Regions from separate parts of the Homo sapiens genome. Here region 2 is linked to region 1. Evidence: read pairs that join two places in POLR2A ChIA-PET (ENCODE). Cell type or tissue: OCI-LY7. All regions are shown on one strand. Each heading gives the region's core, and the rest is flanking DNA. Links, peaks and the distances in the headings are about the cores only.

The links. Peaks named below come from ENCODE experiments on the same cell type or tissue, not always from the same donor. Only the 100,000 strongest peaks of a DNase experiment are listed, where the experiment ranks them.
Region 2: POLR2A ChIA-PET joins it to region 1 with 5 read pairs; 1 of 35 experiments calls an interaction of 5 or more read pairs at or near these places.

Annotation. Positions count from the first base shown.
Region 1 is chr6:47,353,334-47,356,260 of GRCh38, reverse strand. No RefSeq gene overlaps it. Among named protein-coding and RNA genes, the nearest start is that of TNFRSF21, 45 kb to the right of the region's middle. In OCI-LY7, for the core only: a CTCF peak has its summit at 385; no DNase peak of the experiment used is centred there.
Region 2 is chr6:47,196,589-47,199,515 of GRCh38, reverse strand. No RefSeq gene overlaps it. Among named protein-coding and RNA genes, the nearest start is that of TNFRSF21, 110 kb to the left of the region's middle. In OCI-LY7, for the core only: no CTCF peak of the experiment used is centred there; DNase peaks (open chromatin) are centred at 1,395 and 1,655; H3K4me3 peaks cover 917 bases; H3K27ac peaks cover 961 bases.

The sequences.
Region 1 (2,927 bases), core at 141-2,640:
TTGCCTGTTTTAAAATTGAGTTGTTTGTCTTTCTGTTGTTAAGTTGTAAGTGTTCTTTATTATTCTAAATACTAGACCCTTATCAGATAAATAATTTGAAAAAATTTCCCCCGATCTGTGGGTTGTCTTTTCACTTTCTTAATAGTATCTTTTTTGAGATTGTTTTGCCTATTCCAGGTCTCTTTCGTTTCTGTATTAATTTTAGAATTAACTCATCCTTTTCTTCAAAGAAGGTAGCTGGAATTTTGATAGACATTGCATTGAATCTGTAGTTCAATGTGGCGAATATTAACATCATCATAATATTAAATCTTCCAACCCATGAACATTTATTTAGGTGTTCTTTAATTTCTTTCTGCAATGTTTTGTAGTTTTCAGTGTACATGAAACTTGGTTAAATCTTTGCCTAATTATTTTATTTTATATGCTATTACAAATTGTCATAGTGGAATTATAGTGACTTTATTAGGGCTTGCTTTGACTGTATATTTCCCCAATTTCTCTGTTCAGCTATCTGCTTCTGTTAGTATCACACTCAGCTTTTATGCTCCATTAATTACTGGCTGATTGCTCTGTTGTTTTGGATAATGCACAGGATGTTAACTTACTTCATAGTCTGATACAATTGAATTTGGGCCCTTTGCAGAGATAGTTTTTAAGGCAAGTCTTTGAGATTTGTTCTGACCCCTGGAGGGCTCTCCTTAGCAGTCTCTAGCCAAACTACAGTTTACCTCATTACTCAAATGAGCTACCAGCCTCCTCTTAATTCCTTACTACCAAAATCTTCATTGTTTTTGAGAGTGACCTTAGGCTTGAACTTCCCCATACTGTGTTTCAAATAAAGCCCATTTCTTTAGGAAGAAGTTTGGAACTTTCTATTCTTCTGAAAAAATAGAAAGGGAGCACCTCTGCCCCTGAACAAAATCTTGGAGCCCCTGTTCTGGAGCAGGAGAAGAAAACAGTGTCAAACTTCTCTTGGAGTGACATTCCTGCTTAACAAGCAGGGCACTGGATGGAGGTGATAGCCTCTGCTCTTCTGGTTTGCCTCTTCCAGCATGGAATCTCTGTTGCATGAATAAGCTGAGGCAAGAGTAGTCACGATCTCATTATTTTCAGCCTGCCAGATCTGGGGCCAAGCCTGCGCCTCTAAAAGTATGAGATGAGTGGAGGAAAGGAGCCACTGTATTTTGGCCACACTTATCTAGAATTTAGCCTCAGCAACTTGGAGCTGGAGGGGATGAGAAATGCTGTTGGTCTGCCCTTCTTGGGAAGATAACGTATTACTTAACTGGAGGCCGAGAGTTGAGGGACCTTGTTTTCTTGGCCATCCACCCAGATTGGAGCTTCAGGCATTGCACTGAAATATGGATGAATGAGGACAGGAGTGGTGGTGGCTCAAGTGCCAGACTCTTGGTGTTCTTACCGAGATTTGGTAAATTTTCTTGAATAAATCTTTCTTTATTTGCATATGCCCTTAGATCAATTTTCAGAGATGTGAAATCGTTGTTTTAATACAATTTTCATTAATTATAGCTGTTTCCTGGAGAGCGGGGTCCTTAGAGCATTTCATGGGGGCTTTCTGGAAGTGGAAGGAGTAGTATTATTTTAGACAAAAGTCTAAAAACCATAAAGGGGAAATTTTGTTGGCTTTTTACTGTATTTAAATGAAAAACATTTGTTCAACAACAGTTGGCATATAAGAAGTTATCTAGTGAATACAATGGGGCTGATTGAAATAAAATATCTACACGGTATATTGATAATAAAATATTACATACTGTTAATGGATATACATCTAGAATGCATAGAAATCCCTGCTAATCTGCAACAAAAGATCAGCAGCCTAACAGAAAAAGGAACAGTAGATGTGAGTAGGCAATTCACAGAAAGTGGAAATCCTTATAGCTAATAAATTCATGAAAAGAGGCTTAGCTTCATTAGCAGTCATTTAAAATGCAATTAAAATGAGATTTCATTTTTCTCTCAACAATAGGCAATAAGTAAGTAATATGCTATCAAATGTTGATAATAAATGGGGAAGCAGAAAGCTTCATGCACTGCTGAGAGTATAAGCTTTTGGAGAACAGTCTGGTGGTTTTTAGTGAAATGAAATATGCATTTCTCTTATAACTCAGGAAATCCCATGCTTGGGCAATTATCTTGGAAAATATTTCACAAAGAAACATTGTTACTAATATCTGTCAGAGCAGAGATTTGGAACCAACCCAAATGTTCATCAACAGGGAACAGATGAACATAATGTGGTATATGTACATTATGAAATACAGTGTTTCAATAAAAAAGAAGGAACTAGATCAACATGTGTCAATGAGGGTAGTTCACAAACGTAATATAGAGTATAAAAAGTAAAAAGCAAAATAAAAGGCTTAGCACAATGCAGTTTATACAAAACACAAAATAATACTTTATGTTGTTCATTGTTACACAAACTTGTGAATAAAGGTATGGATGATGGAATGACATGCGTTAAATATATGAGATTGAATGTGCATGATGAGAGAAGAGATGGCAAGTGGCATTGAGTATGGGAGGTGAAGATGACAAAAAATGCATACAATTAAATTTAAAAGGGCCTATGCAGGTTGTGCTGTCAATCATGTGCTACAAACTCTAGAGTATGATTCATCCTATCATTCAGATTCTGGATGTGAGAGCCTCACAAATATTAGTGATGGCAATAAAATGAGATAATGTGTGTATAAGTGCCCAGCAGGGAAACCAGGCATTGCTAGGTCTCCTTTCCTTTCTGACTATCATATTGAGGTAGTATCCGAACAAGACAGATAAATATTCAAGATAGACTTTGAAAATTCCTACAAAATTTATAGTTTGAATTACTTTCGTAAAAACTAGGCATGAATTACTATTATAAAAATTACTATTTATTTGCTTACACTGGCCAGTGG
Region 2 (2,927 bases), core at 225-2,724, 160 kb after region 1:
TCAGGATGCCTTTCCTACCTCCTACTCCCCAAACCTTGCTCCTAACCATTTAGGAGCCTTTCATTGAGTGCCCATAGTACCTAGCTATCTTCTGAGATTAGTACTTGCCATACTTTACTTCCATTGCTTGTAACATCTAAATCTAAATACAGATACCAGGTTTGAGTCTTAGGAAGATGACTCCAAGAGGAGCATGAAGGATGAATTGGAGGGCCATGAAAACTGGAGTGCAGAAAATGATAGGAGGAAATTTTATTTATTTGATTGTAATGAGAGGGCTAGAGATGCAGACGGAGAAGAAGGCAGAAAGAAATCCATTTAAAAGGTGCCATTATAAGGTCTGATGACCCATCAGATGGAAGAAAGGTCTTGTGGGGTACAAAAGAGGGAGCAATTAATACCCAGTGTTCTGTTGTGAGCACATGGATTTGTTTTTGTTCCACTAAATAAATTAGGAAAGATATGGGTTCTGGAGTCAGATGGGCCTGAAGACCAATCTCATTTTTGTTGAACTAGCCATTAATTTTTAGCTAAGTTATGTGACCAGGCTGAGGTTTGATATCGTTCCCCTATAAAATAGGATTGATAAAATCAACCTTGCAGAGTTGTGAGGATTGAAATGAGGTCAAGTAAGAAACACTCCTCGCGCAGGGCCTGACACACACACACCAGCAGGCACTCAGTGAATTAAGATGATGATGGTTTGAGGTCTGAAGATGCTAAATTCCAGATCCCTACAGAACATCCCTGTAAACAAATTAGCTACCCAAGTAGACAAAAGCCATCTTCGACCGTGTCTCTTCCAGCACTTATCAAGATCTAGATTTTCAACATCGAAGCCCTCAAAACATTATCTTAATTTACTGTCTTACACCTTAGAATCTGGGACTATTGTTTTGTTAAAACTCCAGGGCTTACATGGATTCATTGACAAGTGAGGTGCCACTTAGATTTGAACAAGTGGAGATTGGCGAAAGGTCAGGAGCAGTAGTGAAGGGCTAGTACCTAAAGAGTGTGATTCAATAAATAGAAGGCATGCTCCTATCTGTAGGTAAGACTCAAGGTGACGCATTAGCCTTTTCAGCAGCTGTTTCCTCCTTGGCCAGGACTTAACAGAGCAGCAAGATCTTGGCACACATTAAAAATCTCACCCCAAGAAGTTTCACGAAACACTCTCTTTAGTTTGGGTGGATAAAGGAAAAGCAGGCAGAATGCTTCATGTCAATGAATAGGATTGTTGCTATTCTTCTCCTGATGCGTAGAAAGTTTCCAAACTCAGAGTGAGCCCTGTTGGTTGAAGAAACCACTAACTTCAAAAGCAGTCCATCATGGTCTTTCAGCAACGTGGCATTTGTTGAACTGAATTTGGGTGACTTTAAGGGCTCTATTTCCAGTTCACACTCAGGGGCAGGTCCTTGATTTTAAACAAAGAGAGTTGAAACTCTTCTGCAATCTGTAGACTGCCTAGTTAATCAGATAACATCTTCTGAGACAGAATCAAAAGGGAAGTTTCCGAGGGAATTTCAAAGTTATACCATAAATAGCTGAGGAGACTGTAGCTGGTCTAAACTTTTCTTTGATTCCTAGCTCTAATGTGGCCTTTTGGATACACACCAGCTATTTCTCTGATTTATTTCTGAACTACAAAGAGGGTCTTCAACACCTGAGTTCTGAAAAAGAGAAAGTGAAAGTGATGTATGCTCTTTATAGCACTGAGGAGCTAGATTTCAACATATAATGAATTGAACCTTTTTCTTTTTTTTGACTATCAACAACATACACTATAAAGCCAAATCAATACTAATCAACAATACTTAATTATGACTAGGTTCAAATAGAGACCCAGCTGACCATTTTTAGACATTTATAACAAACTGTCATTTCATGCATGTCATCCCATTTAATTATATTAATTTTCACAACAAATTAGTGAATGAGGTATTACTAGTCTCATTCTAAAAATGAAGAAACTGAGTTTCAAGGTCACTTAGCTAATATCTTACTCTAACTGTAACCACCAGATTTTTTTTAAAGAAGAATACTGTTTTTATATAGTAAATAGTAGCCATGAATCAATGCAGAAAAATTTACAAATAAGATATTTTAAAACTTATAAATTAAGGGTAATGAGATAGACTATAAACTACTTGAGGTCACAGGCTATGTCTTACTTTGCTTTTTAGCCCCAGATCTCAATATGAAGGGAGATGTAATAAATGTTTGTGGAACAACATGCATGAATAATAATAATTTTGGGGGCCTTGCATAAATGTATAACCTTGCATGAAATAATAGAATTCCAGAACTGGAAGAGATTTTAGAAGCATCTACATGAGTGGTTCCCAAACTTTAGCATGTAGCATCAGAATTCTCTAAAGGGTTTGTTAAAACACAGATAGCTAGGCCCCAGCCTGAGTTCACAACCCTGGTTCCACCAATTATTAGATGGGTGAAGTAGAATAAAACACTTGTCTCAGTCTCATTTTTCTTATAAACAAAATGGAGATGCTAATAATGTCACCATGTTACAGACTTTTTTTGTAAGGATTCAATGGCCTGAGAAACTCAATTCAATCATCCTGAGAGTTCCTGGTTCAGAAAGTCTGAAATGGGCTTTTGAATCTGCATTTTTAGTAAATTTCCACATGAAGCTGATGCTGCTGGTTCAGGGACCACACTTTAAAAATCACTAACCTGCAACAACTATAACTAACATTTATTAAGGGCTTATGACATGCCAGGCACTATGCTAAAGTACATTGCCTGCATTAAGTCATTCAATCATTACAATAAGTCTGTAAAATGGTGATATTATTAGCATCCCCATTTTATTTATAAGAAGAATGAGACATAGAGAAGTGTTTTATCCAACTTTGCCCATCTAATAACTGGTGGAACCAGGATTGTGAACTCAGGAAGTCTGATGC